Linked DNA regions of Homo sapiens: regions 1 and 3 are each linked to region 2. Evidence: read pairs that join two places in POLR2A ChIA-PET (ENCODE). Cell type or tissue: Panc1. All regions are shown on one strand. Links, peaks and the distances in the headings refer to the core of each region. The heading gives the core; the rest is flanking DNA.

Evidence for each region. ChIA-PET counts read pairs that join two places held together with the same protein. Peaks named below come from ENCODE experiments on the same cell type or tissue, not always from the same donor. Only the 100,000 strongest peaks of a DNase experiment are listed, where the experiment ranks them.
Region 1: POLR2A ChIA-PET joins it to region 2 with 5 read pairs; 2 of 35 experiments call an interaction of 5 or more read pairs at or near these places.
Region 3: POLR2A ChIA-PET joins it to region 2 with 9 read pairs; 1 of 35 experiments calls an interaction of 5 or more read pairs at or near these places.

The regions. Positions count from the first base shown.
Region 1 is chr12:124,689,373-124,699,362 of GRCh38, reverse strand. No RefSeq gene overlaps it. Among named protein-coding and RNA genes, the nearest start is that of NCOR2, 130 kb to the right of the region's middle. RefSeq lists an enhancer at 4,043-4,544. In Panc1, for the core only: no CTCF peak of the experiment used is centred there; no DNase peak of the experiment used is centred there; H3K27ac peaks cover 1,631 bases.
Region 2 is chr12:124,536,962-124,546,951 of GRCh38, reverse strand. The region is part of intron 1 of NCOR2 (nuclear receptor corepressor 2); the gene reads left to right. Among named protein-coding and RNA genes, the nearest start is that of NCOR2, 26 kb to the left of the region's middle. RefSeq lists enhancers at 2,378-2,912, 3,981-4,514, 6,729-7,438. In Panc1, for the core only: no CTCF peak of the experiment used is centred there; no DNase peak of the experiment used is centred there; H3K27ac peaks cover 3,258 bases.
Region 3 is chr12:124,723,694-124,733,683 of GRCh38, reverse strand. No RefSeq gene overlaps it. Among named protein-coding and RNA genes, the nearest start is that of SCARB1, 140 kb to the left of the region's middle. RefSeq lists enhancers at 1,358-1,961, 1,962-2,566. In Panc1, for the core only: a CTCF peak has its summit at 5,585; no DNase peak of the experiment used is centred there; H3K4me3 peaks cover 511 bases; H3K27ac peaks cover 4,997 bases.

The DNA.
Region 1 (9,990 bases), core at 1,826-6,825, 150 kb before region 2:
CTCATGGTGTGGGTTATTCACCATTCATTAAAAAAGAGAAAATAATCAACAACCTATTACGTACCAGGCACCATCAAAAGCCCAACGTCACTTCCAAAACAAAATCAGAAATGATTCCTAGCTTTCGAAAGACGAGTTTTTCCACCTTCCAGAATGTTAGCACCAGGCAGGCAGGGATGCTGCTTGTCTAGTTTCCTGCTGTCTCCCAAGTGCCTAAAACAGAATCCAGCACACAGTAGGTGCTCAGCAAATGTTTGTTGAATGACTGCACAACAGTATAGTAGTAGCATCTTCTCAGGCTTTCGCTGTTGGGAATTCTGTAGTAGGAGCCCCTATGCGCATTCCTCCTTTAGGGATAAGGCAACTGAGATGCTGAGAGGCAAAGACATGGGCCAGCATTAGCCCAGCTGCTCTGAGTGGGGCCAAGAGTAGAGCTTAGGCTTCTTCTGACGCCAGCTGAGGAACAAAACCCTCTCTGTCTTCTCAATCTCCTTGCCAGCCTACAGCTTGAGATTTTTCACACAGTGGATTTTCAGAGCCTACGGTCGGCATCTAATGAACAAATACGCGGGTGGGGACTGAATACCTCTTGCAAGAATCTCATCTCAGCCCTTCAAGGCCACTCTGGGAAGCTTACTTCTTGGAAGAGGACTTATCTCTTCCTTCCCAAAAGAGCTGCATTCTAAATCCAAACAGCCGTGGAGTAGCTGCTCCTGGAAGGATACTTCAACATCCATGAAATGTAATGATGTCCTCAAGTGAAATATTTCAACAGCGTGCTCAGGAACCCAACAAAAGAACATAGGTTTAGGGGAAATACACAGACACGCACACACACACGCACACACACCCCAAATTCTTTCCTTAAAACATAAGCTGGAAGGATTTTATCTGCTCTCACAGGGAAAACTCAAGAGGTTTAATTTAAAACTTGGGCGGGCTTGTGGTTTTTCAATGGGGTGATTGTTCCGTAGTCAGGGAATGAGATAATAAGAAAATGTTTTTGAGCCAGTGTTTGGTTTGGCTTCAGAAATTCAAACCAGCCTTCTTCTGAGAGCTGTCGGGCCTCGTGCATAGTTCAGGCTGGTATCTACCACCGTCAGGAACCCAGATTTGTGATAACATTTATGCGGCCAAAGACTTCCAAGGGAATGCAGGCCGAGGGGTGCCTTGTGCACTTGGGCACAGCAGAGCTTGGTTGAAAAAGGCAGGTCTCTAACCTGGCTGCGCATCACCCCGTCTCCAGACACCCAGACCCTTAGCAATCATGTAAAATATGGGCTAAGGCAGGCTGGGTGCTGCGGCTCACGCCTGTAATCCCAACACTTTGGGAGGCTGAGGCGGGTGGATCACTTGAGGCCAGGAGTTTGAGACCAGCCTGGCCAACATGGTGAAACCCCATCTCTACTAAAAACACAAAAATTGGCCAGGCGCCGTGGCTCATGCCTGTAATCCCAGCACTTTGAGAGGCTGAGGCGGGCGAATCACGAGGTCAGGAGTTCAAGACAAGCCTGGCCAACATGGAGAAACCCTGTCTCTACTAAAAATACAAAAAATTAGCTGAGCATAGTGGCGGGCGCCTGTAATCCCAGCTATTCGGGAGGCTGAGGCAGGAGAATTGTTTGAACCTCAGGAGACAGAGGTTGCAGTGAGCCGAGATCAAGCCACTGCAGTCGAGCCTGGGCAACAGAGTGAGACTGTCTTAAAAAATAAATAAATAAATGAATATATACATAAAAATTAGCTGGACATATGGGCGCATGCTTGTAATCTCAGCTACTCGGGAGGCTAAAATATGAGAATCACTTGAACCCAGGAGGTGGAGGTTGCAGTGAGCCAAGACCATGCCATTGCACTCCAGCCTGGGTGACAGAGTGAGACTCCGTCTAAATATATATATATATATATATGGGCTAAAGCAGACATAAGGGTAATCTGCCATGATCTGGAAGCCCCATAATGAGACAGCATCTTTTGATCTGTCCTCAGCAAGGTTCATCAGCCTCCTGCTATCTGCATCAACCCACTGGAGGGGAAGCCTGAACTGCTCTTCCCCAGCCCACATCTCCCCAGCATCCCCTGGGGGCTTTTGATATGGATTTTACCAGGTGGAAATGAGCAGAAGGACATTGCAAATGGAGTGGGCTTGTTTTTTCCCCACTGCTTTGCCTCTTTTGGTCTGCTTTGGGCTCTCTGGGGAAAATAACTGTTGCTGATGGAAACAGGAATTCCTAGAGCCCCAGTTTGGGGTTAAGGTGATGTAGGGCAGGCAAGCCCCAGAATCAGGGCTTAGCCTGGGAGGGTTCTTGGCTCCACCCAGGAAAGAATTCAAGGGCAAGCTGGTGGTGTTTGATTGCAGCCGCAGTGCAGGGCAGCAGCAGAGGCACTGGGAGATCGGGCAGTGTGCCCAGAGCAGCAGCTCAGAGGCAGCCCTGCAGTCTCCTTTATACCCACTCCTAATGATATGCAATTAAGGGGTGGGTTATCCAGACACTTCTAGAAAAAAGGTGGTAACTTTTGAGTCATCAGGTCATTGCCATGGAAAGGGGTGATAACGTCCAGGTGTTGCCATGGCAATGGTAAACTGACATGGCACACTGGTGGGTGTGTCTTATAGAAAGTTGCTTCTGCCCTGCTCCTATTTTAGATAGTCCTCAATTTGGTCCAGTGTCTGAGCTCTGCCTCGAGTTGAGTCCTGCCTCCTACCTCAGAGGGAGATCAGGTAGGAAGTTTTAGTGGTATTTGCTCCTGGAGTACCAAGCATTTCAGGGGAGAGCCTCTCATTCATGGGCGGCTGGGCTGGAAGGGGGTTTTGAGTGGAATCACTCGCTGCACAGTCTTCTCCAGGGGGATTCTCTAATTTCAGGTGACCCATGCCCCTCTTGAGAATAATGTTGATTGACATTCTGGTGTTCTGCCCCAGGAGCCTCCACCTGTGTCTAAAGAGGTCAGCTAATGGCTTCCAGCAGGGGCAGGTGACACTTGTGCTCAGCTCCTCTCAAAAATGACTCACCTCTCCTTCTGCACCTGGCATTTGAGTCTAGAGGTCTGAAGACCCGCAAAGGGTCTTCTCTCATCATCCCAGCCCTACACCTCAACTTAGCTTAGGACTGGCCCTCATTCAATGCCCACCTCTGACCCTAACCCCAACCCACCAAAGCCGGTCCTTGATCAAGACCTGAGCCCTCTGTGAGGCCTGAGAAGCTGGAGGGAGGTTTGGTCCTGTGATGCCCCTGGGACGCCTCATCCAGCACGTCCTGGCCAGCACAGCATCTGCCATTCACACTTACACCTTGGACAGCTCCCAGGGATCTGCTCCCAGGTCCATGGGCTGCCATCTGCCAGACTGTCACATGCTTCGTCCTCTGTCGGTTTGCCCTCCAACCAGGCCTCAAGCACTCTCCCTCTTACCACCATTCCTCCAAAAAAATTTTTTTTTAAAGATTATGCTTCCAGCCAGGTGCAGTGGCTCACACATGTAATCCTAGCAATTTGGGAGGCTGAGGTGAGAGGATCACTTGAGCCCAGGAGTTCAAGACCAGCCTGGGCAACAAACATAGTGAGACTCCATCTCTACAAGAAATATACAAAAATTAGCTGAGCGTGGTTGGCATATGCCTACAGTCCCAGCTACTCGGGAGGCTGAGGCAGGAGGATCGCTTGAGCCCAGGAGGTCAAGGCTGCAGTGAGCTATGAATGCACCACTGCACTCCAGCCTGGATGACAGAGTGAGACTCCACCTCTAAATGAAAATAAAAATGAAAAAAGAGAGAAGAGAAGGGGTGTATAATCAAAAGCAACAAGCCTGAGGCTGCAAGGTGCGTGGTTCCCAGACAATGGAAACTGCCGTGGGCCATGACAGCCCCCAGCTGATCCTGTACCTGGAGGGGACGGTTTGGGGGTATGACAGAGTACGGGGTGCACCTTGGGAGCTGGCTGTGGAACTGCCACTTGGAGAGTGGGGGGCTGCCCTGTGAGCCTGCCAGGGCTTTCTCCCCAGCCATTCAGCCTCCTTGGGTCCTCTGCCCCAGCCTGCCTTCCTGGCCGGTCAGGGTGCTGAATAACTCCAGTAACCATGAGAACACCTCCCACTTGCGGAAGCCTCCCTTTATTTGTTGGCTAGGGCTGGCGTAACTAATTAAGCCACAAGCTGCGTGGCTTAAAACAACAGAAATGCATTCTCTCAGTGTTCTGGATGCCAGAAGTCAGAAATCAAGGTGTCCACAGGGCGGTGCTTCCTCTGGAGGCTCTAGCGGAGGAGCCTTCCTGCCCCTTCCAGCTCCTAGCAGCTGCCCGCAACCCCGGACCTTCCTTCCTTGACGCAGCTGCGTCACTGGCTGGCTGTCCTTTGTGCGTCATCTGTTTTTATAAGGATACCAGTCACTTCATTTAGGGCTTGCCTACTCCAGTGTGACCTCATCTTAACTTGGTTCCATCTGCAAAACCCTGTTTCCAGATAAGATCACATTCACAGGTTCAGGGTGGACATGGATTTGGAGAGCGGGGATGATATTCACCCCAGTAAACTCCCCAAGGGCCTGCACTGGGTGAAATACATTCCCTGTTTCCCCACATAATCTTCACAGCAGCCTGTGAGGCAGGTGCAGTCAGTTCCCACTGCATGGATGAGGAAACTGAGGCTCACAGAGGCTGAGCATCAAGTGCCCAAAGCTGCACAGGCTGGGGGAGGAAAATGGCTTGGAACTAGATAAAGGTGAATGGATTAAATACCACTGAACTGTACATGCTGCAAGGGTTAATTCTATGTCATGTGAATATTACCTGGTAAAAAGTGTTCTATCTTGGTACCTTTCCACTGTCTAAAATCCACGCTGCTAGAGGGAATCTGTGGTCTTGAGATGTGAAACCCATCATCGAGCCACTTCCTGTGGTGGGAGTCTTTGTGTCCGGGAGGCCTCGGTTATAGTGCAGATGAGCTTCCTGGAAGGTGGGGACTGTGTGCTGAGCGCCTCCCTTTAATACCCAGCAAGGACTGGGTTCCCTCACTGGCCACCTGTCATTTTAGAAGGCAGAGGATATGGGTAAGTTTTGCTTAATTAATTTTGGAGGAAGGGATACAGGGAAAGTGTCAGCAATTGGGAGCTAGTTTTTTTGGTTTGTTTTTGGTTTTTTATTATTTATTTTTATTATTTATTGATTTATTTGAGACAGAGTCACTCTGTTGCCCAGGTTGGAGTGCAGTGGCGCGGTGTTGGCTCTCTGCAACCTCCGCCTCTTGGTTTCAAGCAATTCCCCTGCCTCAACCTCCCAAGCAGCTGGGATTACAGGCACCCGCTGCCATGCCCAGTTGTTAATTTTTGTATTTTTAGTAGAGACGGGTTTTCACCATGTTGGCCAGTCTGGTCTCAAACTCCTGACCTCAAGTGATCCACCCGCCTCGGCCTCCCAAAATATTAGGATTACAGACTTGAGCCACTGTGCCCGGTCTGTTTTTGTTTTTTTAGAGACAGGATATTGCCCTGTCACATTGGCTACAGCGTAGTGGCATGATCATAGCTCACTGCAACCTTGACCTCTGGGGCTCAAGGGATCCTCCTGCCTTAGCCTCCCTAGTAGCCAGGACTACGAGTATGGAACACCATGTCCAGCTAATGTTTTTAAAGTTTTGTAGAGACAGGGTCTCACTATGTTGCCCAGGCTAGTCTTGAACTTCTGGGCTCAAGCAATCCTCCTGCCTCAGCCTCCCAAAATGCTGACATTACAAGTGTGAGATCCAGCCATGGCCAGGATCTTGAAGTTCGTGTGTTTGTCCTGCACTGGCCCCTCTAGCCCATTCCTGGCCTCACTCCGTGCACGCCCCCAAGCCCCTCACCGGCCTGCTGGGAGAGCTGGGGTCACTGTTGAACAGTCAGCCCCAGAAGCCTAGCTCCCTATGTATCTGCCGAAAGGCCTGATACAGCAGTAGCTCAATTTTATTGATCTTGTCAAAAGCAGTAACTCAAGAAAGCTATTTAAATTCACGGGAGGAAGCCACAGCAATTATCCACGTCTGCATCAGATTCTTCATCATTTTTGTTATTGGCTGTGGAGCCTGGAGACATTCTGTGTGCGGCTGACGCGGCAGCGAGGGGACCGCTGAGGGCTGAGGTTTTGTTTGCAGCCCAGGAAAACAAATACCATAATCAAGAGTTCGCCGATATAAATCTATATGCATAAAGGTTTACAGGGTATTCCCACGGGGACGCACGGGCACCCAGTGGTTTAGATTCATTTTGTCCCTAATCCCAGCCAAATCCCGTCAGCCTATTCCTGCAGCTCCTGTTTTAGTGCATAAAAACATTGCGATGTGTGATGGAGCAGGTGATTTTTTTTTGCAGTCTTTCCCCCATAGTTAAACTTTAATGAAAGATTAAATCACAGTGGAATTTGAGTGACAAGCAGATGAGATCTGTGGCAGGCACCGTGAGTCTGGCTGGGTGGGCTATGGCAGGGACTGGGGAAGATGACCCCACCTGCCCACCACCAGAGTGCCTCGGACCTCAGCAGATGGCAGCTCTCTGGATTGGGGTCATGATTAATTCATCTCTTAATCCCTGGCACCTAGTAAGTGCCTGGTACACAGCAGGTGCCCCAGTGAATAATTGAATGAATGAATGAATGAATGAGCTGGCTGAGTTGCCTGCTTTAAATTGTTGTTTGCCAAACAGTTGCTCCTGGATATCCTGGTGTCATGATATTTTCTGTCTGTGCTGGACATCTTTAGTGTGTCACTCCAGGCCCAATCTTCACTCTGTTCATCTAGGCCTGTTGGCTTCCAGCCCTTGGGTGTCCAGCTAGAGGTTGGAAGCAGGTAGAGAAAGAGGCCAGGGGGTGTTTACAGCCCCAGTTCCTCTCTGCAATGTCCCAGGTTGGCTGCATCCCTCCAACAAAGGATAGGGCTCCTATGGGGTGGTCCTCTCTTACAGCCACCCTCTTCAGGTTCTGGTAACTTACCTTCAGGTGTGGTGATAGCTCCTCACTGTTGCTACTGGAGGGGAAGGGCTTCTCTACCCCCTGCTCACACCTTTGCAGATAATTGATTAGTTAGCGCTTCTCCATTTCCTGTGTCAGCATACCCTCCTCTGTTTTCTAGTGGGATCCTAACTGATAATGCATCTAAACTACTGTTTTCTTCTTCTAAAATCAACTCACATGCTTTTACTCAAGTACCAACTTGAGCCGTGAGAGCCAGCAATTCTCAAAGTGTGGTGCCACACCAGTAACCTCAGCATCACCTGGGAGCTTGTTAGAGATGTAAACTCAGGCCCACCCTGGACTCACTGAATCAGGCATTCTGATGTCGGGGGGAAGCTCCCTGTGTTCTCATAAGCCCCCTAAGAGATTTGCACACATTCTCAAGTGTGAGAACCACTGGTCTAAGTAAGAATTCCAGCAAAATCAAAGGTTTGGATTATGTGTGGTCCGTGCTACCGGATGCCTTCCCAACACCCACTCTGCCCCCACCTTCCTCACTAATAAAACCCTAATTTTGTTCAAGATAGTTTGAATCCCACCTTTTCTAGCTTCCTCTGCAAGTAGGGGTTGCTCCACGACACAGCTCTGGCCAATAAGATGTAAGTGGATGTCCTTGGGTGGGGCTTCCATAAAAGCTCTTTAAAAGGTGAAAGTGGGTGGGTGGCAGTGCAGGAAGCTAGTGCAGGTCTTTTGCCCTATTCTCTTTTTTCTCTTCCTGCCTGGAATCTAGATGCAATGCTGGAGGTACAGCAGCCACTTTGTGACCATAGGTGACTATGAGGATTAAAGGGGTAGAAAAGGGCCTGGGTATTCATGGAGTGATGGGGCTACCTTCCCAGCCTTGAACAGGCCACCTCCAGATGTCTTGTTAAGAGGGAAACAGAAACCTCTTATTTGGGTAAGCCACTGTTATTTGGGTTTTCTGATATATGCAGCCAAATGCAATTTCTAGTTAAAATAAACACACAACTATGACAAGAAGTGGTCATCTGTGTGTCCCACTGCCAACAGCCTCACAGGCCATGAAACCCTGCTTGAACTGAAGGGTCATCATTGAAGGCGAGATTCCACTCCAGACTGGCACACAGAGGCTTGCCTGTCAGAGCTGGCTCTGAGCAGATGCAGGATTTATGACTTTGTTTATACTTGCATCCTTGCAAAAGAGGATCTGAAGACAACTTCAAGTCAAGTTAAACTAAAATTAAAGCAGGAGAAAGATTAAGGAGACCCAGGAGGTCTCAAATGACATTTTAAAAATTGTCATTATCATTGTCATCAATCTCAAAATCTCCAGAATACTATTAACAGGGACATGCACCAGGTCCTGGAGACCCTAAAGGCACTAGCAGCCTGATCTGAACTTCCAAGGAGTTCACCGTGCAGGCAAGAGACCATGCCAAGGGTTCACTGCAGCTGGGCAATCAGGGAAGACTGCTCAGAGAAGGTGTCATTTGTGCCGGTAGCTAGGGGAAGAGAGAATGCCCATTGATGGAATATCTGCCTGTCTCAGGCACTGCATCAGAGGCTCCTGCCAGCTTCCAAACTGCTCTGTGAGGAAGGGATTACCACGGGGAAACTGAGGCTCAGAGAGGGAAAGTGACTTACTCAATGTCACACAGCCTATTGGGGGAGACCTTGGGCCCACTCTGAATCTTGAGTACTACAATCTGAGTCTTTCGGCATCATAGACAGGGTTTCCCCAAGGCACTGAGAGATGCCAGGAAGGGGACCCCAGCTCCAGAGAAACCACAGCCTCTCGGTGTTGCTCGGAGTGCACTAGTACCCTCCTAGGTGCTTTTAATTATCCACATTTTCCAGAAGAGAAAGCTGGCTCACAGAGGTGAAGGCACCTTCTCAGGGTGGAGGAGCAGAGCCAGGGCTCACACCCAGGGCTGTGGGGCTCCAGGGGTCTGGCCAGAGCGCACTGGGAATTCCAGGAAGGCTTCACGGAGGAGGACCAGATGTGATTGAGAAGGTGGCAGAGGAAAAGGCCTAGGCCCAGGTGCGGCAGTGGGATCACGGCAGTTCTGTGTGGCCACGTTGGCAAAGAATTAGATGTCCATTGCGTGTTTCCTATGCCACCGTCCTGAGCACTTCATAGCTATCAACCCCTTTCCTCTTCACAGCCCTGTGAGCTCGGTGCTGTTTTTGAACCCATCTTACAGAAAGAGAAGTTGAGGCAGGTTACTGTTCAACCTCTCTGTCCTCTATTTTCTAGGCATCTCTCTTCTCGCCCATTCTGCAGACAGCCAAGTGCCCCTGGCAGGATTTCTGTGTAGTTACAGGTGAGTGTGGACAGCCAGGGCAGTGCATCTGGTTGTTGAGCTCTGGCTCGGAACTTCCCAGCCTCACTGGTGGAGTCTGTGCTACGACTATGCTTTCCTCCCTTCTCCTCACCTCATGGCCCCAGACAGGGAACTCAGCCCTGCAGCAGACATCTGCGGCCCTCCCTGTCCAGACTGTTTCCTTCTAGGAGGAAAGTCCCCTTGCATGTTCCTTTGGGGAAGAATCCTTTCCTTCTCTTCACCCATGTAGTTTGGGTGGGGCAGACTCTGCCCCATTACCATGGCAATTGGTTCAGGGATAGTCCCTGTGACCAGGTCAGGCCAATAAGAACCTTCCCTGAGACTTTTGCTGGAACCACTTGGGAAAGAAGGTCTCTCTTTGCAGAGTTGCTATGCTGGTGGGATGTGCCCAGACCTGCCTGAGAGACAACCCAGTCTAGAGGAAAGCAGCACCAAGATACAGAAGGACTGATGGTGTTTGTTGAGCCCCCGAATCAAGCCATGCCTGAAGTACCCCCTAGACTTTTTAGTTACACAAAATGATAAAATTCTTTTTTTTTTTTTTTTTTTTTTTTGAGATGGAGTCTTGCTCTGCCACCCAGGCTGGAGTGCAATGGTGTGATCTCAGCTCACTGCAGCCTCTGCCTCCTCCCGGGTTCAAGCGATCCTCATGCCTCAGCCTCCCAAGTAGCTGGAATTACAGCTGTGTGCCGCCATGCCCAGCTAATTT
Region 2 (9,990 bases), core at 3,558-8,557:
CATCACTACTCTTGTGCTTTGGGGCCATTGTTCAGTCAGATAAGGGCTACTTGAATACAGGCACTGCTCTACCATCACAGTTGATCTGATTCCCGGGATGGACACTCACAGGCAGGACCGTCTGCAGAGTGGGTCCTCCCGGGCAGAGGGAGGGGTCATGTCCTGGGCTGGACAGGACGCGACGGTGCAAGATCTCATCATGCTACTTAGAACAGCGTGCAATTTAAAACTTAGGAATTGGCTGGGCGCGGTGGCTCATGCCTGTAACCCCAGCACTTTGAAAGGCCAAGGTGGGTGGATCTCGAGGCCAGGAGTTTGAGACCAGCCTGGCCAACATGGTGAAACCCTGACTATACTAAAAATACAAAAATTAGCTGAGCGTGATGGCAGACGCCTGTAATCCCAGATACTCAGGAGGCTGAGGCAGGATAATCACTTGAACCCAGGAGGTGGAGGCGGAGGCTGCAGTGAGCTGAGGTCACACCACTGCACTCCAGCCTGTATAACAGAGTGAGAAAAACAAAACAAAACAAAAACCCAAAACCCAAAAACTTACGAATTGTTTATTTGTGGAATTTTCCGTTTGTTTTCAGACCACCATACTGAAACTGTGGAAAGCTGCCGTGGCTAAGCAGGAACTGCTGTACATATTTATTAAGCCCTTACTGTATGCTGGGCATTCACTCTTACTGTAGGCAGGCATTCGCTCACTGAGCCTCTGAGTCAGCCCTGTGAGCTGAGTTTCTATTTTACGGCGAGGAAACAGGCAGGCTCGGAAGGGTTAAGCCACGTGCCCAGGGTCACAGAGCTAGAAAGCAGTGCAGCTAGGTTTTGAACCCGGGTCTCAGACCCTATCCTGAGATCACGAGACCTGTGCTCTGTGGCCTTGCTGCAGGCTGAGCCCTGCAGGGAGCAGAAACAGCCTGTGCCTGGGATGGGTCTCTCCTGCCTGTCTATGCTTCACCTATGCATACCCCTGAACTGCTGCCCCAGGTAATGTGTGGCTTTGCATGTGTCCTGGGTGACACGGAGACTCTGAGGTGGGGCCAGTTCACAGCTCTGCCTGTGTGCATGGAACTTTGCTCATCTGCCGGGCCCAGAGAGGGTCCCCAGGCTGAAAGGCTGTTCCACGCCACTCGTCCCCCACCCCCACCCTCACCCTGACCACAGAAGCAAGAACTTCCCAGCACGGGGCGGCGCAGGGAAGCAGCGTGGCTCACTCTGTGGAGTATGTGGGGCCACTGGGCTGTTTCAGTTTCTGCTGCGTTTCTTGCTCTGACTCAGGGCCCTGACCCCAGCCGGGCCACTTGGGCTTCTGAACGCCTGCTGGGCTGAGCTGAGCTCACCGGTACATGAGAAAGATCCCGGGCTGAGCTGCCCTTGCCTGGCGTCTTTGGGCCTTGGTTTTCCCATCTGTGTGGTGGGGGCTTCGAGGGTCCCCGTGTGTCGGTGGGTTGGTGTGGAGGGATTGGGTGTGGACACCAGGGGCTGAAAGCTGATGGGGACCCATGGGGAAACCTGTGCCTCGGACCCCTCCAGACCAGAGGCTCCTGCAGAGCCCTGCCCATGGAAGATCTGGGTCAGGGGCTGCCTTGTCTCTGGGTGCTTCTGTTGTCACTGGCCTCTGGCCCCAGCCTGGTGGTCACCAAAGCCTATGTTTCCCCTGGGCCTGCTGCGGAGGTGGGAGGCAGGGAAGGTGGGCTCTTATCCAGTCCTCTCATCGTGGCCCTCCGAGACTCTGCTCCCTCCCCCTGGGCCCCGCTTCTGGGTGTTCGAGGTGCTGGGGACATTGGTGTCTCAGTAGGGTTGCAGGCTGGCAAGGGGCCCTGGGGAGGTGGCCTGGTGAACCCCGATGGTGAGCTTCAACTGAGCACTGCTGGGTGCCAGGTTGTAAATTTCTCTTCAGAGTAGCCCCTGGCATCATCCCCGTTTTACAGATGGGCACACTGAGGTTCCGAGAAGCAAGGCACCTTCCTCAGGCTTTAAAAAATGACAGCACTAGGGCTGGAGCGGGAGCCAGCCTGATTTTAGCCACCTAATATAATTGCCTCCGTTTCACCGAGAGGAAACTGCCTCTGCGAAGTTGAGCAGCACACACAGGGGTCGCAGTCTCCTGCCAAGATGAGATGGCTCAGGGATTTGATCTGGGTCTCAGGCCCATTTGGGGCCCACCGGGGACTCTGTATGTCAGCCCCACTTGTGCCTGGCTGTCCCCTCCTGTGTGTGGGCACCGGCTGAATGGTGGAAGCAGGTCCCTCCTGGGAGCAGGTCACGGGTGCTGGGGCTGCATCCCTGACCTACCCTGGGCCCGGGCGGGTGTGGAGGCAGAGGAGGATGTCCTGGGGGTTTGAGTGGGGGCGGAGCCTGCTTGTGAGGTGGAAGGTGGGGCAACTGAATCAGTGTGGGCCACCCTCCCACCCTGAATATCCCCAGGCCCTCGTGACAAATCTCTTTCACCATCTCTTGACCCAGCAATTAATTGCTTCTGGCGGATGGTGCCCCCGCCCTCCAGGGAGCTTCTAAAGGCCAGACCCTGCTCCTGGGCGGGCAGCCCGGGGCAGAGGCTGGGGAGAGTCTGCAGTGGTTTTTCTGTTCAGCTGCAGATTCAGGGGTCCCCAGGCCAGGCAGCCTCTCTGGGAGAAGCCAGCAGCTGACATTTTGGGGTACTTGCTCTGCCTATCTGTGGGGCTAAACCTGAGTTCATCTACAGCATACTGTGAGGCAGGTGTTGTGATGTTCCTCTTTTACAGACAGGGTCACTGCGGGGCATAGAGAGGTTTCCCGAAGCTTCCATCTCATCCAGCAGTCTCCAGTGCACCCTTTCCATTCATCTCCCTCCCCGCTGGGGCTCCCCGGGCAGGGGGTGCCGGGCAGAGGCGGCGTCGCTGGTGCTGACTGACGCTGAGTGTGGATCCCAGTCCTGGGAACTCTCTGGGAGGGCTTTCTTGCCTCACTGCCTCCATCTGCACAGGGGGAGGATGTGGGGCGGTTGTTAAGAATTAAACGAGTTAATCATCGTAAGGGGCTTAGCATTGTGCGGAGGCAGCGAAACCCTGAGCTTCAGGCACCGAGGGGCTGTCGGTGCCTGTGAGGGTGAGGGGGCTGGACAGACAGGTGGACGGACAGCTGGCCTTTCCGTGCTGCCGCGTGGGGCCTCCGCGGCCTCCCGGCCTGGGCTGCGCTCCCTGCCCTGTCGTGGCCCGTGCTTGGCCATGAGCCAGGCTGCTGCCACCCCGACAGAGCCCGCGTCCCCCTTCCCTCCCAAAAGCGGTCGATACCCCGGCTCCTTCCTGGCCTCTAATTGCTCCTGCCGGCTGCTGTCTCTGATGGCGGCCCCACACCCCGCAGCGAGGAGAGGGGCGGCGAGGTTTCTGGGAAGCCTAGTCCCTGCTAAATCCACGGCGCTGTCGGGGTGGAGAATGGAGTGGCCGAGGGCAGAGGGTCAGATGCTCGGGGTCCCGTCTCCCCGCCCCTCACTGGCTGTGTGACCTGGGGCAGGTAACCCCGTGTGGGTCTGTTTCCCCACCCCTGAAACAGGGTCCGGACAGTGGAGATGCACGTGGCCTGGCAGGAAGTGAGGGCTGTTATTATTGTGATGATCGTTGTCATGGTTTTTTGCAGCGGCTCCTCCCCAGTCGCTATGCCCGGTGTCAGTGCAGCCTTCCTTGTTGGGAGCAGACAGGTGGCCCTGGGGCTGGGGCGCGTTCCTGGGCAGGGCACGGGGTTGCTCCTCAGTCCCCCTCTGGACGGGGCTGCGGCCCATCCCCACCTCCCTACTGATCCCATTGCAGGCCCTGATCACTCACATCCATGCTGCCAGCCCCCTTGGCCTTGGTCTGGTGGCCCTTGCCCTAGCTGGTGGAGGAGGGATGGGAGGGAGAGAGGCTGTGACCCCCATCTTCGCCCACCCACCCGCCCTTGGCTGTTGCAGTCCAGTGGGGACTGAGACCTTGGTGAACTCTGGGTGGCTGCCTCTGCAGATTCCAGGAGGGCTGGCACGGGGCAGGCTGCCTCAGCTGTCCCTGGAGAAGGAAAACATATCCCGGCGGCTTCTCAATGGAAGGGCTGCGGAGCCTGCCTCCCTCCCGCTCTGGCTGTCTGGACTGCTGGCTACCACAGGGACGGGGACCAGGTGACACCACTGCAGGAGACAGGGGAGGCTCCTTGTTCACCCCGTGTGGGAAGATGTATCCGGTGGACCCCGGCCGGCCCTGGGAGGGCGGTGAGCCGCCTCCATGTCTCACGGCACCTAGGTTGTGCTGTGCTGGAAGTCCCCAAACTCCAGCCTGCAGGGAAGGCTTCTGGGAGTCATGCCTGCCCCTTGGGGGCCAGGGTCTGATCTGTGGGTCTGCGGGGTCCAGTTTAGAGCTTCTGCGGAGCACGCCCCGAGGCTGGCTCATGCTGGCCTGGCAGGTTCCTAGGGCCTGGGACGGGCGCTGAGGGTCTTGGCCTCGGTGCCCAGGGCAGAGGTGGCCTGGAGTGGAGCCTGGGCTGCTGTCGCCCACCTCGCCCATCTCTGTGGGCCCTGTGGGTGCTCAATCAACACCCGTCCTTCTCCCTTCTGGAAGATGTCCCTCATGTGGCCCTGCCAAGGGTGTGGCTGTTGTGGCCGGTGTGGCCGCTGGTCAGGGGAGGCTGGGCTGAGAGGGAGGATTTATACTGAGCCCTGGGCTTGAGTAATCATGGGTCCTGGAGGCACAGGAGCCCCGAGGCAATGGCCCGCCCTGTTCCTGTGGCTGCTGCAGGTCTGGTGGGAAAGGCTCCAGAGTCCAGACACCAAGCCCTTGCCCAGCATTGAGGCTGGAGCCCCACAGTTCTGATCCTCCATGCAGGAAGAGGCTGAGGCTGGGTCTGGGAGGGCAAGAGGTCGATGCCTCCATGGAGCCCTCAGGGATTGACCCAAAGGTGTCCTCGCTGGCCCTGCCCCACACTGTTCCTACTCAGTTATGTGTTCCACTGGAGCACGTGGCTCCCCTCCTGTGGCCAGGAACACAGCCCCCATCCCCTTCCAGCTCTCCACTCCCCATCCCCCTCCAACTCTCCACCCCCTCCCCCTCCAGCTCTCCACTCCCCACCCCCTCCATCTCCACTCCCCACCCCCTCCATCTCCACTCCCCATCCCCCTCCATCTCCACTCCCCATCCCCCTCCATATCCACCCCCATCCCCCTCCATATCCACCCCCATCCCCCTCCATCTCCACTCCCCATCTCCCTCCAGTTCCACTCCCCATCCCCCTCCAGCTCTCCACTCCCCACCCCCTCCATCTCTACTCTCCATCCCCTTCCATCCTCACCCCCATCCCCCTCCAGCTCCATCCCCACCCCCCCACCATCTCCACTCCCCACCTGCTCCATCTCCACTTCCCATCCCCTTCAATCTCCACTCCTCATACCCCTCCATCACCACTCCCCTTCCCTCTCCATCTCCACTCCCCACCCCTCCATCTCCTCCTCCATCCCCTTCCATCTCCACTCCCCGTCCCCCTCCAGCTCTCCACTCCCCATCCCCCTCTAGCTCTCCACTCCCCACCCCATCCAGCTCCACTCCCCATCCTCCTCCAGCTCTCCACTTCCCATCCCCCTCCAGCTCTCCACTTCCCATCCCCTCCATCTCCACTCCCCATCCCCCTCCAGCTCTTCACTCCCCATCCCCCTCCATCTCCCCCATCCCCCTCTAGCTCTCCACCCCCAGCCACTTCCATCTTCTCTCCCCATCTCCCTCCATCTCCACCTCCATCCCCCTCCATCACTGCTCCCCATCCCCCTCCATCTCCACTCCCCATCTCCCTCCAGCTCTCCACTCCCCATCCCCCTCCAGCTCTTCACTCCCCATCCCCCTCCAGCTCTCCACTCAATCCCCCTCCATCTCCACTCCCCACCCCCTCCATCTCCACTCCCCATCCCCCTTCATCTCCACCCCATCCCCCTCCATCTCCATTCCCCATCTTCCTCTAGCTCTTCACCCCAGATCCCCCTCCAGCTCTCTACTCCCCATCCCCCTCCATCTCCACTCCCCATCCCCCTCCAGCTCTCCACTCCCCACCCCCCTCCAGCTCTCCACTCTCCAGCCCCCTCCATCTCCACTCTCCATCCCCTTCCATCTCCACCCCCATCCCCCTCCAGCTCTTCACTCCCCATTCCCCTCCATATCCACCCCTCCACCTCCCATCCCCCTCCAGCTCTCCACCCCCATCCCCCTCCATCTCCCCACTCCCCATCCCCCTCCATCTCTCCACTCCCCACCCCCCTCCATCTCCACCCCCATCTCCCTCCAGCTCTTCACTCCCCATCCCCCTCCAGTCCACTCCCCACCCCCCTCTAGCTCTCCACCTCCCACCCCCTCTAGTTCTCCACCCCATCCCCCTCCAGCTCTTCACTCCCCATCCCCCTGCATATCCTCCTCCCATCCCCCTCCATCTCCACCCCCATCCCCCCATCTCCACTCCCATCCCCCTCCAGCTCCACTCCCCATCCCCCTCCAGCTCTCCACCTCCATCCCCCTCCAGCTCTACTCCCCAACCCTCTCCAGTTCTCCACTCCCCAGCCCTCTGGCTGCCCCAGCTTCTCTAACCCTCTGATCTGGTTCTTGCCCCTGGGCCTTTGCACAGGCTGTGCCTTCTGCCTGGAGTGCTCTTTTTTCCTTCCTCATGGACACCTGTTCCTCGGCCCTCTGTGCTTGGCTCCAGTGTCTCCTCCTGCAGGGGGCCCTCCCTGCCCTCCCTGCCCTCCCTCCCACCACTGCTGGGTCGCCATGGTTTATGTCCGTCACTCCAGGGGCCACTCTTTGCAATCACCTTGCTCACTTATGGGTGTACCGGAGGGTGTTTGGGTGTGTGTGTGTGTGACCTTGGCCCCTAAGACCCTCAGCTTTTGTGTTCGCAGTCATGCCCCTGTACCTGGCAGGTAACAGGGGGTCTGTCCCCTCTGTTTGTTGAGCAGCTGAAGGTTGATGGTGTCCTGGTCGAGGCAGGTCGAAGCTGCCTCTGGGTTTGAATGTCGGCTGGCTCTGCCTCTTGCAGCTGTGTGGCTGTGGGTGGTGGCTTCCCATCTCTGGGTGTGGCGAATGGACGAGTCAGGTTGGCCTTTGTGGCTGGGGTGAGCCAGGCGGGCTTCCTGGAGGAGGAAAAGATGGTGCTTGTTCTGGTTCCAGCAGGGTGGAGAGCAGGGTGACGGTGCGTTTGGTAGAGTTGAGGGTAAAAGCCAACGCCAGGAGGTGGGCTTGTTTGGGAGCTGACAAGGGGGGTGCTGGCAGGTGGGGGCAAGTCTCAGCCTGTGGGCCATGCGTGGTCATGGTGGGCTTGGCAGAGGGGAGCCTTGGAACTGGTCCTTGCTCTCCCCGTGCATCTGCTTTGCCGGGAGACTAGCCTGGCCAGCCCCAGGGGCGCGAGGATGGAGGCCCGGCCCTTCTTCCAGCTGTGGGTGGACTGAGCTGGTGGCTTCAGAGGAATGGGGGGTGCCCGGGTTCCCCCAGCCTGCCTGGGAGGGTGAGGGGGAGCGTGGGAGCTTGCTGGGGGACAGTGAGCATGAAGGAGCTGGTGGGATGCTGTGCGGGGAGGGCCCACGGAGCCGGCCAGTGGGCCTGGGCCTGAGCTGGAATGTGTGTGGGTGGCCCCGAGCCGGTGAGTGTGAACCGGGTGTGCACGAGTGTGAATGAGTGTGAATGTGAGTGCAGCAGAGTGAGCAAGTGCGACTGCGGCCTTGAGCGAGTGAGTGGTGGGTGTGAGCACAGGGGAGCGTGACACAGCGAGTGAGACCTGCTGCTGCGGGGCTGAGCTGGGAGACGCCCGGCCCCGGGAAGCCCTGACGGGGGCGGCTCTGCCGGGGAGGCGTGGGGCTCAGTCCACACTGTGGCCCACATGCCCTGGCCGCTCGCGGGCAGCCTGGGCTGGAGCAGCCTCGACTCCACGCTGCCAGCCCTGTGCCCTGGTGCCCTGGCTCCCCATGGCCCAAGCACTTGGTCCTGGGTTTGGATCCTGGCTCACTCCCTTCCTTGCCACGTGGCCTTGGGTGACTCCTCCCTCAGAGCAGCAGTTTCCTGGCCAGGGACACGGGATGGCTGTGCCCCTGAAAGGGTCCTGTGCAGGAAGTGGATGTTGTCACCCTCTCCTTCCCTCCCCGACTAGCTCTGCCCAGGGTCAGAGAGGAGGAGCGGGCCTCTTGATTCTCACCATCGCTTGCCTGCCTTTCGGACTCTCTAATGCATGATGCTCTCCATGCCAGCCCCTCTCCCACCTCGCTGCGCCCAGCCTGGCCGCCCGCCACATCACTCTCCTGGACTGGCACAGTGGCCTCTCCCTTGGCTGTGGCTTCTGCCCTCACCCGCGCTCCACGGCCAGATGCATCTCCACTTTGGAGTGGGACCTTGCCCCTCTGCAGCTTGCGTAACCCTCCTAAGGTTCTCTGCTCTGGAGATAAAACCCATCTGCAGAACCCTGCGTGACCCGCCCCTGCTGCCTCCAGCCCTCCTCTCTCTTCCTCTCCCCCTGGCTCTGCTCCAGCCAGGGCCCTGGGTTCCTTCCCACCTCAGCCCAGTCCTCGCTACCCCCCTTGGCCCCTCAGTCATCTCCCTGGATTCTGGCCAGTGTGACAGGTTGCCTGTCCTGGGAAGTCCCTGCTGAGTTTTCTAAATTGGGAACCCCTCTTTGGACCTATGTGTCACTCCATTACTGCTGGGAGATTCTCTGTTTCCCTCTGGACAATGTGACCTTGGGGCCAGCCCCCACTGGCCTTGACCCCATGCCACCGGGACACCCTGGGACTCTGTCTGTTGGGGATTGCAGGCTGAGCTGGCTGGGGTTGGGAGCAGGTTAGGAGAAGATGGGGTCTGATCTCCCAGCTGTCTCTCCCAGGTGGAGGTTGAGAGCTTCTTGGTGCCCAGGGAGAGCGCCTGCCAGGCCTGGCTCTGCCCTAGCCTGTGACGGGACGTGCTGCAGGTGGCTGGCCACCGAGGCTTCCGGGAGCTGGGGAGGGCGGCTGTGAAGATGTGCCCGGGCCCTCCCTGTTTCCAGCCTTCCTGCAGGGCCTGTCTCTGGAGCTGATGCAGATGGCAGGACCAAGTGCCAAGCCTGGGGGCATCATAGTGAAAAAAACGCTTAAAAAAGAAAAAAGGGCAGGAAAGAAGTGGCTGGCTTGTCCCCCTGTGAGCTGCCCGCAGCTGCCCTTTCAAAGGCTCCCTCCTTGGGGCCTGAGGGCCTGCCAGGCACTGGAGAGGGCTGGCCTCTCGGAGCTTGGCTGCCAGCCCCTGGGTGGGGGTAGGAGTCATGTCCAGCAAGAACTGAGCACTCGAAGTGGCACACACTGGAGTGGCACACACTGGAGTGGCACACACTGGCACTGAGGGCACTTTACACTCACAACATTCCTGTGGGGTCAGCATTTTTAAAATGATCGTTTCCATTTTAGAGATGGGGAATCTGAGACTCAGAGAGGTGAAGTTGCTTGTTCCAAGTTGCACAGCTAGGAGAGGGTGGAGGCCAGATTGGAACCTGGGGAGCCTGGCTTCAGAGCTTGAGCACTGCACACAGCTGCTCCCTTGTGGGAGGGGGCAGCCCTGGCCTCACCAGTCCCCGATCCCTCAGCTTTGGCACGAGGTGGAGAAGGGGTTTCCCAGAGGTCCGTTGAGACTGACTGTCCAGTGCTCTGCCCTCTGTACTATTTTTTACTTGTTCTTTTCATGCAGAAGTTAACACGATAAAGAATGTATAAACCCCTCAGTGCAGATTAGCGAACAATTATAAAGGGGTCACCTTGTAGACATGGGCTGCCTTCTCCCTAGAGGTGATTGGCGTCCTAACATTTGTGGGAATCACATTTTTTTTGTTGTATTTGACTACCTCTGCAGGCCTCTTTACAAATGTGAAAGTTGTTTTGTCTTCCCCAGAATCCTATCGTGGAACCATAGAGTCTGCAGCCTTGAATCTGGCTTCTTGGACACAGCCTGAGTCTCAGATTCCTCCCTGTGGTCCTGTGTGTCTGCACTTGGTTCCTCT
Region 3 (9,990 bases), core at 1,700-6,699, 190 kb before region 2:
GGGCACTCTTCAGTGGGGCACATTGTCACCCCTGAAAACATCAAAGGTTGGAGCCAAACTCCTGAGCCAAAGACAGCTTCTGGCCGGGTACAGTGGCTCACGCCTGTAATCTCAGTGCTTTGGGAGGCCGAGGTGGGAAGATTGCTTGAGGCCAGGAGTTCGAGACCAGCTTGGGCAACATAGCAAGACCCCATCTCTATTTTTTAAAAAACAAAAACCTAAGAACAGCTTCTTAACTGCTCTGTCTCCAGGATTTCTGGAAAAAAAATAAAAATTCCCAAGCAAAGCCTAAGGTGTACTCTTGGTATGCTTGGACTTAATACCAAATCCATATGGAGCCAAGCACAGCCAGACCCTCCAGCCACATCTGCCCACACAACCTCAGGTGCCCAGCGCCTCGCCGGCCACTCAGCCCTTCCTGTTCCTGGAGCCCACCTGGTTCCTTCCCACTTCAAGGTTTCTGTGCTTGGTGTTCCTCCGTCTGAATGCACTTCCCTGCCGTCTTTGCAGAGCTGGCTTCTCGTCCAGTTTTCAGCTCAAGGTCAGCTGCTCAGAGAAGCCTTCTCTGACCTTCAGGTAGACAAGCCAAACTCTGAGCAGCACGAAGCTTTCTCTGCCGTTGCTGCGTTTGTTTGCTTTCTTGTTGACTGTCTGTCCTTCCCCAGGAGGCTGCCAGGCCTAGTGGAGGGAGCTTGTTCCCGACCACCTTCTGGGAACTCAGAGAAGGCTCAGGCACATGGTGGGCTGAACGAAGGAAGGTGATCACAGACTGTGCATCGCTCCTCCCCGGCTGAGGGGGGGTGATGGGAGGGGACCGCCTTCATTCCATTGTTTCTAAGTCGCCCTTCATCTTCAGAGCTGCGTTCAGGAATTGCTAAGATGTTTCCCCCAGGGAAGTGAAAAAAAGCTTTTTAAAAGAGAGGGAGAGAGAGAGTGAGAGAGCACGCTCAGACTGAATGTCAGTGGCTGCCTGGGCTGCGGCCAGTGGTAAGGTCAATTTGAGTGGCCCCTGGCCCCAGCTCCATACCTGATGTCTCAGTGGAGTGTGGGGAACAGAGGCCTGGGACCCCCGCTCAGAAGCCTCACGGGTAGGGCTCCTGGAGGTCACCCCTTGTTCCCACGTGTGACCCTCATTGGGTCCCCTTGGGGCCTAGAGGACATTTGGGAACTGAGACCTGGTGTTTGGGACGAGGCTGCCTGGCCCATCTCTCAGCTTTTGCCGTGTCACTTTGGGTGAATTCTCAGGCCAGCAAGCCAGACATTCCTGAGATAGCCACCAATTCCGTTAAACAACAATCTGTGAGCCAGGCAGGCCCTGGTGGTCAGCTATTTAGCAACCATTCCCTTCTTTTCCTCTCAAATGGTCTGGATTTTATTTAGGGGGTGAGTCTCCCTGTCCCAGGGAATTGATTGTGATAGATCTAAGGGAATCCTGTTTCTTCTTGGTCTAGGGTGGGCATGAGACCAAGCTCTAGCAAGCAAAATGTTAGGGAAACTCGGCTGGGGGCAGATTTTAATAAGAGAGAAACGAGAAGAAAGTGCCTCTTGCTGCCTCTCTTCCTTCCTGCTTGGCTCACTGGGTGAGGGTGAGGGTGTGTTGTCTGGAGCCACAGCAGCCACTTTATGACTATGAGGGAAAACAGGGCTGACCCACTGAGAATGGTGGAGCAGAAAGCTGGGAAGCTCCTAGGTTCTTGATGATTTTATGGGGTCAAAATCATCCTGAAACTGCCTTTCCCTAGGCCTTCTGTTACATGAGTGTCTTAGTTCAGGCTGCTGTTATACCAGCAGTCCCCAGCCTTTTTGGCACCACAGACCAGTTCTGTGGAAGACAATTTTTCCACGGCCTGTCGGTGGGGAGGATGGTTTCAGGATGAAACTTCCACTTCAGACCACCAGGCATTAGATTCTCATAAGGAGCAGTCAACCTACATCCCTCGCATGCGCAGTTCACAATAGGGTTTGTGCGTCTATGAGAATCTAACGCCGCCACTGATCTGAGAGGAGGCGGTAATGCTCGCTCGCCCGCTGCTCACCTCCTGCTGTGCGACCCAGCTCCTAACAGGCCATGGACTGGTATTGGTCTACGGCCCAGGGGTTGGTGACCCTTGTGTTATACAATATCATAGACTGGTGGCTTATGAACAACAGAACTTTATTGCTCAGGCTGGGTGCGGCGGCTCATGCCTGTAATCCCAGCACTTTGAGAGGCCAAGGTGGGCAAATCGCTTGAGCTCGGGAGTTTGAGACCAGGTTGGGCAACGTGGTGAAACCTTGTCTCTACAAAAAATGCAAAAAATATTAGCTGGGCACGGTGGTGCACACCTGTAGTCCCAGCTACTTGGGAGACTGAGGTAGGAGGATTGTTTGGGCTTGGGAGGTCAAGGCTGTAGTGAGCTGTGGTCATGCCACTGCATTCCAGCCTGGGCAATAGAGTGAGACCTTGTCTCAAAATTTTTTTTTTTTTGTCACCCAGGCTGTAGGACAGTGGCATGATCTTGGTTCACTGCAACCCCAGCCTCCCCAGGTCAAGCGATTCTCCTGCCTCAGCCTCCTGAGTAGCTGGGATTACAAGCATGTGCCACCATGCCTGCCTCATTTTTTTGTAGTTTTAGTAGAGATGGGGTTTCACCATGTTGGCCAGGCTCGTCTCAAACTCCTGACCTCAGGTGATCCACCCTCCTTGGCCTCCCACAGTGCTGGGATTACAGGTGTGAGCCACCGTGCCCAGCCAACCAGCTAGTTCTTAAAAAGTCATTTACTCAGGGGAGCCTGCCCTGATTCTCTCTCCACAAGAACAGGTCACGCTTTTCTGCCTCACAGTTTCCTGGCCTCTCATGCACTGAAAGGCCCTGTAACCCCACAGCTGTTAAATGTCAGTCTCACCCCTGAACCTGGACATACCAGAGGAGCAGCGACTATGCTTGTTTTTGCTCCTGGCACAGTGCCCAGTGCTTCATGGGTCCTCAACAAATATTTGTTGAAAGCATGAATGAATATTCCGAACCTTAGAGATCTCACAGTCCAAAATCAAAATGCAATACTCCAGCAGCAGCTAGCATGACTGAAATGAAAAAGACTGATGCCCTCCAGCACTGGGAGAATTCAGAGGGCCTGGAACTCACACACAGCTGGAGGGAATGTGAAATCACATAACTACACTGGAAAACAGTTTGGCAGCTTCTTAAGTTAATCATACACTTCCAGTATGACCCAGTGATCCCACTCCAGGTATTCACCCAAGAGAAATGACAGCGTCTGTCTACACAGAGACTTGTACACAAATGTTCATTGCTGCTTTCTTGTCATAGCCAAAAACTGGAAATAAACCAACAGCCCATGAGCAGGCGAGTGGGTCAGCACACGGTGGTATATCCTTACAATGAACTATTGATGTGCATGACAACATAAATAATATGGTCTGGCTGTGTCCTCACCCAAATCTTATCTTGAATTGTAGCTCCCATAATTTACACAGGTTGTGGGAGGGACCCGGTGGGAGAGAATTGAATTGTGGGGCAGTTTTCCCCATGCTATTCTTTTGGTAGTGAATAAGTCTCATGAGATCTGATGGTTTATAAGGGGTTTCCCTTTTTGCTTGGTTCTCTTTCTCTCTTGTCTGCCACCATGTAAGATGTGCCTTTCACCTTCTGCCATGATTGTGAGGCCTCCCCAGCCTCATGGAACTGTGAGTCCATTAAACCTCTTTTTCTTTATAAATTACCCAGTCTCAGGTATGTCTTTATCAGCAGCGTGAAAATGGACTAATACAATAAATGACTCTGAAAATACCTACGCTGAGTGAGAGAAGAGCTGGGCAAGAAAAGAGGACATTTTGGGAATGAACTGGGGGCGGGGACAGAGGATTCAGAGTGGAAGTCCTAGTTATTACAAAGCCCCACGAGGTCGTGGGGTCTGGCCCTGAGACTGTTCTGGTTTCCTTTCCTATCTCTTCTCCCAACCTCTGTCCACTCCAGCCCGCTCGGCCTCTGCTCTGCTTCCTGAGTACACCAGGCATGCTTCTACCTCAGGGCCTTCACACTGGCTGTTCCCTCTGCCTGGGACCCTCTTCCACCAGACCCAAACGTGGCACAGATCTCCACTGCCTTCAAGTCTGCCAAACATCACCTCTTCCGAGAGGCCTATCCAAATCTCTTCTCTAGCTAAAAGCACTCCCAACCTGCCTTTAGTTTCTGTGTTCTTTCTTGGCATTTACTATCAGGTGGATGTATGCATGCACACCTACCCCCAATATGGACGTGTCTCAAAATAATTTGCTAAATGAAAGAAGCCAGTCAAGGAAAGAGGACCTACTGTGAGATTCTGCTGACATGAAATGATGCCATTTACACATAGTTTCATTGTCTCCTCCATTTATTTCATTAATTAATTTATTTTTTGGAGATGGAGTTTTGCTCTGTTGCCCAGGCTGGAGTGCAGTGGCACAATCTCGGCTCACTGCAACCTCCACCTCCCAGGTTCAAGCGAGTCTCCTGCCTCAGCCTCCAGAGTAATTGGGATTACAGGCGCCCGCCACCACACCCGGCTAATTTTTGTATTTTTAGTAGAGACGGGGTTTCACCATGTTGGCCAGGCTGGTCTTGAATTCCTGGCCTCATGTGATCCGCCAGACTCTGCCTCCCAAAGTGCTGGGATTACAGGCATGAGCCACCGCGCCCGGCCTGTCTCCTCCATTTAAAACGGCATTGGCCAAAATAATAGCCACTGGTCACGTGTGGCTATCAGGCACTTGAAATGTGGCTATCAGGACGGAGGAACTGAATTTTATGTCTTCATATCTTTGTTTTAATTAGTTTAAATTAAAAATTAAAAACCGAAGCAGTTTTGCCAGTGTGGATGTGAATATTAAAGGAAGATGATTTTTTGATACTCAGTTCTTGGAGACTTTTAAGTCTCTATGGAACAACTTCAGTAGATTAATGTACCTTTTCAACTGTCAGTTTTATGGAATCAAAATGCAGATCAAATATTTCCGATGAGAATTTAGTGTCCACATTGAGATGGGCTCTAAGTGTGGAATACACAGTGGGTTTCAGAATGTTAGGATGAAACAAATGCATGTAAATAGCTCACAGATTAATTTTTTATGTGGTGTGCATGCTGAAATGATAATATTTTGGATCAATTAGATTAAATTAAAATTAATCTCTTTTTTCATTTTTTATTTTTATTTATTTATTATTTTCAAGACAGAGTCTTGCTCTGTTGCCCAGGCTGGAGGGTGGCAGCATGATCAAGGCTCACTGTAGCCTCAACCTCCCAGGCTCAAAGGATCCTCCTGTCTCAGCCTCCCAAGTAGCTGGGACTACAGGTGCAGGTGTCACCATGCCCTGATAACTTTTAAAATTTTTTTGTAGAAATGGGGTCTCATTGTGTTTCCCAGGCTGGTCTTGAACTCCTGGGCTCAAGTAACCCTCCCGCGTCGGCCTCCCAAAGTGTCGGGATTACAGGCGTGAGCCAAGGAGCCCAGTCACATTTTTTTCCCTTTTTTTTTTTTCTTTTTTAACGTGGCTACTAGGAAATGTTAAATTCTACCTGTGGGTGGCATTATGTTTCTACTAGACAGGCTGCCCTGGAGCATCAACTCAATGAGGACAGGGAGTGATCGGCTCAGCTTCCTTCTTTTTATTTATTTATTTGAGACAGTCTCATTCTGTCACCCAGGCTGGAGTACAGTGGCACGATCTAGGCTCACTGCAACCAACCTCCGCCTCCCAGGCTCAAGCGATTCTCCTGCCTCAGCCCCCTGAGTAGCTGGGGTTACAGGCGCCCGCCACCATGCCCGGCTAATTTTTGTATTTTTAGTAGAGACAGGGTTTCACCATGTTGGCCAGGCAGGTCTCGAACTCCTGACCTCATGATCTGCCCACCTCGGCCTCCCAAAGTTCTGGGATGACAGGTGTGAGCCACTGCGCCTGGCCTCAGCTCCCTTTTTTAGTGTCAGCATCTAGAACCCGGCCTACTGTGTGCCCTGGGAGTCTTGGTTCTTCCCAGTGGAAAGGACTGTCTTTAATTTGCTGACCGTGGGCATCTGGCCTTGTAACCAGGCCACTCCCAGCCTACGGGCAGAACGGAGCTGCTGGGAGGACACAGGCAGGGTGACTCAGTTCCCGTGCTGGAAAGAGGAACTTGGGTGTCTGCTCCGGACCTTGTCATCTCTGCCCCGGAGTGGCTCCTACCAGGTGGCGCTGGCCAAGCGCCTTTCTTTCCCCTGCCCGCCCCAGGGCCGGTTGCTGAACCTCCTCCCTGTTGGCTGCGGAAATGGTTTGCATCATTTTTGTGCCTGAGGCCTGGGGGCGTGTGAAGTTCAGATCCACTGGAAGGCAATCAGCCTTTGTCCTTGTTCATGAAACACGAATCAATACCGCATTGATCGAAAGTAGACTGGGCTTCCTCTCCAAATGCCTCCGAGCAGGAATTGCTATACCCGAGGTGGAGCAGGGAGAGAGAAAAGCTGGGACACTGGCTGGATGAGGATTTGTGCTTATTGGCTTTTTTTGTTTTTAACAGGCTAAAACTTGTGGTTTACTGCAATATATACATCACAGAAAATTTACCATTTTAGCCATTTTTAAATGTACAATTTGGCAGCACGAAGCACACTCACATTGTTGTGCAACCATCACCACCATCCATTTCCAGAACTTTTTCATCCTCTCAACTCACTGGCGTTTAAGACTTGGGGGAAGCCGGGGTGGGGTGGGGGTGGGTTCTGGTGGGGGAGGGGCTGACACTAGGGGATCATGGGAGAATCCGGGCGACCCAGCATGCACTGGGTTTCTTCCGGGGCATCTATCTGGGTGCAAGACTTCAGGAAAAGCAGGAACAGTCACATGTGGATAACTCCAGCTTGGCTTCATACAGGGGCCATTTTCAAAAGTGTGGGCAGGAATAGAGGAACCCTGGGCTGGAAATGGAGGTGATGCCACCACCCCTGGGCTGGAAGGGAGGAGGGAAGGGATAGTTCCAGAAAGCCAGGAGGAGAGGGAATGTAGCAGGAGCTGTATGGAGAGGAGAGGGGCCCTTGAGTGGCCTGAGGGAGCCCTTGACCTCACTCATGTCCTGCCGGGCTACCCCGTGCCAAGTCCAACCAGAGGCAGAGAGCAGTGGGCTGTGGAAGTGGTTAAGGTGGGTCAGCTTCAGGGGCAGAGGGCCAGTGGAGAAAGGAAGAGAGAGATCTCTCGGACAAACAGAAGATGCCAGCACACAGGGTCTGATTCGTTTCTTGGTATAGTGAGCACCTGAGTCTGTCTCCATAGCCTCTGCTCCTCCTCCTTCGGGCAAAATGTCCTGATTTCCATGGGGGATCCAACCTTCCGCTCTTGGTCCAGAGACGGTGCACCCAACTCCAGGCCAGTGATTTGGATCTGAGCCAACTGGCTTACTGCTGTCCCCATATGGTTTAAGATGGCCAATCAAGGTTGATCTTGGAGCATTTGCTGTATGTAGTACCCTGAAGGAACATCTCTTTCCTGCTGGACTCAGGCCTGGGGGATGTGGCATAAAGCTCCTGGTAGCCGTCTTGCCACCATGTGACGTCTATTAATAAAACCAACATGGAGGAGAGGGCAGGCCAGAGAGAGAAGGAGATACCCAAGCCTGATGACATTAGCCAAGCCCCTGGATCCAGCTATGCCTGAAGCTGATGCTATTCCTAGAATTTAAATTGCTTCAGCCAATAAACCTCCCTATTTGCTTAAACCCATTTAATTTGCACTGACTTGCAGGAAAGATTCCTCACATTATCAGTTTTTCCTTTTTTTTTCTTTCATTTTAAGCAAGCTATAGTCTAGTTCTGGCATTCTCAGGGATTTTTTAAAAGTTCAGCAAGAATGCTGAATAAGCAGCAGATGTGGATAGCAGCAAGCCGTCTTCTGCTTCTGATCTTTCGGGTCAGCATTATTTTACTATCGAGCCAAGCAATGGGTCTGGAGAGGGTGGAGGTCCACCAGGGCCTGTCCTGCTGAGCTGAATGCGGCAAAGTGAAGGTGAGTGCTGTTCACCTCCGTCCTGGCATCTGGTGCCCCAGAGGAGGTGGTCTGCTTCTCATTTTTCACAGGGGCCTGAACAACCTGCACCCTTCACTGAGTCTCAGTGTTTGCCTTTGCAAAATAGGCTAACAAGAGGAAGAAAAAAGAAAATGCCCAGCATCCGGGCCCTGGTAATCCCCGGAGAGGTGACGGAGTGCAGGGTTAAGAGAACAGCACGGGCTCTGGACTTGAGTTCCAGCTCCCAGCTAAGCCACTTCCTAGCTGTGCAGCCTTGGACACACTACTTCACCTTTCTGTGCCTCAGTTTCCTAGCCTAGAAAATGAGGATGATAACATTTCTTCACTCATCGGATTATCAGGACTTATCAGTGCCTTTAATATATCAATGAGCATTGTGAATTTCTTCACTTACCGGTTTGTCATGGGGACCAAACGACTACAGACAAACAAAGCCCTCAGAGCAGTGTCAGAAACGTGGTAAGCACTCGGTAAACAGCAGCTGCTGTTTTTACCCAAAGACTGGTAGACAAGGTTACTATTGGCAATGTTTATCGTCTCTCACACTCTCAGCAATTCTCTATAAAATCTCACTGAGGGCCGGGCGCGGTGGCTCACACTTGTAATCCTAGCACTTTGGGAGGCCGAGGCGGGCGGAGGTCGGGAGATCGACACCATCCTGGCTAATACGGTGAAACCCCTGTCTCTACTAAAGATACAAAAAATTAGCCGGTCGAGGTGGCGGGCGCCTGTAGTCTCAGCTGCTTGGGAGGCTGAGGCAGGAGAATGGCGTGAACCCGGGGGGTGGAGCTTGCAGTGAGCCGAGATCACGCCACTGCACTCCAGCCTGGGCGACAGAGCGAGACTCCGTCTCAAAAAAAAAAAAAAAAACTCACTGACGTCCCTCCCAATGTATCTAAGGACCGTTTGCCTCTTGCTGCTCACCCAGCACCAAACAAGTTATCTAACCACCCAGTGCCTCAGTTTCCTCATCTGCAAAATGGGGCGTTAACAGTTCTTACTTCACAGGGTTCTCATTAGGAGGAGTTGAGAAGCCACCAAGCTGCGCTTACATAGCTCGCAACCCATGTTCGTGCAAGGGCTGAGTGCTAGTATTAATAACAGCATTACATTAATAACATTATAATATAGCATATAATATATATAACATAATATTAATAACAACATTATATTAATAATGTGCTATTATTAATAAGAGCATTACTACTCCCAGCGATTGCAGGGAAAAAGCTTGGCGGTGCGTCTAATTCCAGCAGGCACTGGAGCCTGGGGGTCAGTTCCTTCACTCCGTGCTAGAATTTTAGAGAAAACAATAAATTAAAATATACATGCATTGGTAATTCTTAAAAGAGAAAGGAGAAGGTTGGAATTTCACCCAGGAGGCATTTTTAGCAGAAAAGCATCAACTTGAACTTCATGTCTGCCCCTGCCCTGGTTCCTGCAACTTCTTGTCATTAACCAGCCCCTTAAGATCCACCAAAGACTCATTCAATTCCTCGCTTGGTTTTCAGGAGTCAGGTGGGACAGCGAATGGTCCAGGCTTTGGTGTCCTCCAGCCTGGGTCTGAATCTTAGGCTGATTCTGTCAGCAAGGTGACCTTGGGTGAGGCAGTAGAACTCTTGTGCTTCAATGTCCTCATCTGGAAAATGGGGATAACTCTACTTACCCTCCAGTGTCATGGAGTGGGTCAGAACAGTGTTCCTTGGCCAGGTGTGGTAGCTCATGCCTATAGTCCCAGCATTTTGGGAAGGCCGAGGCAGGTGGATCACTTGAGGCCAAGAGTTTGAGACCAGCCTGGCCAACATGATGAAACCCCGTTTCTACTAAAAATACAAAAATTAGCCAGGCATGGTGACATGTGCCTGTAGTCCCAGCTACTCAGAAGGCTGAGGCGTGAGACTGGCTTGAACCTGGGAGGCGGAGGTTGCAGTGAGCCAAGATCACGCCACTGCACTCCAGC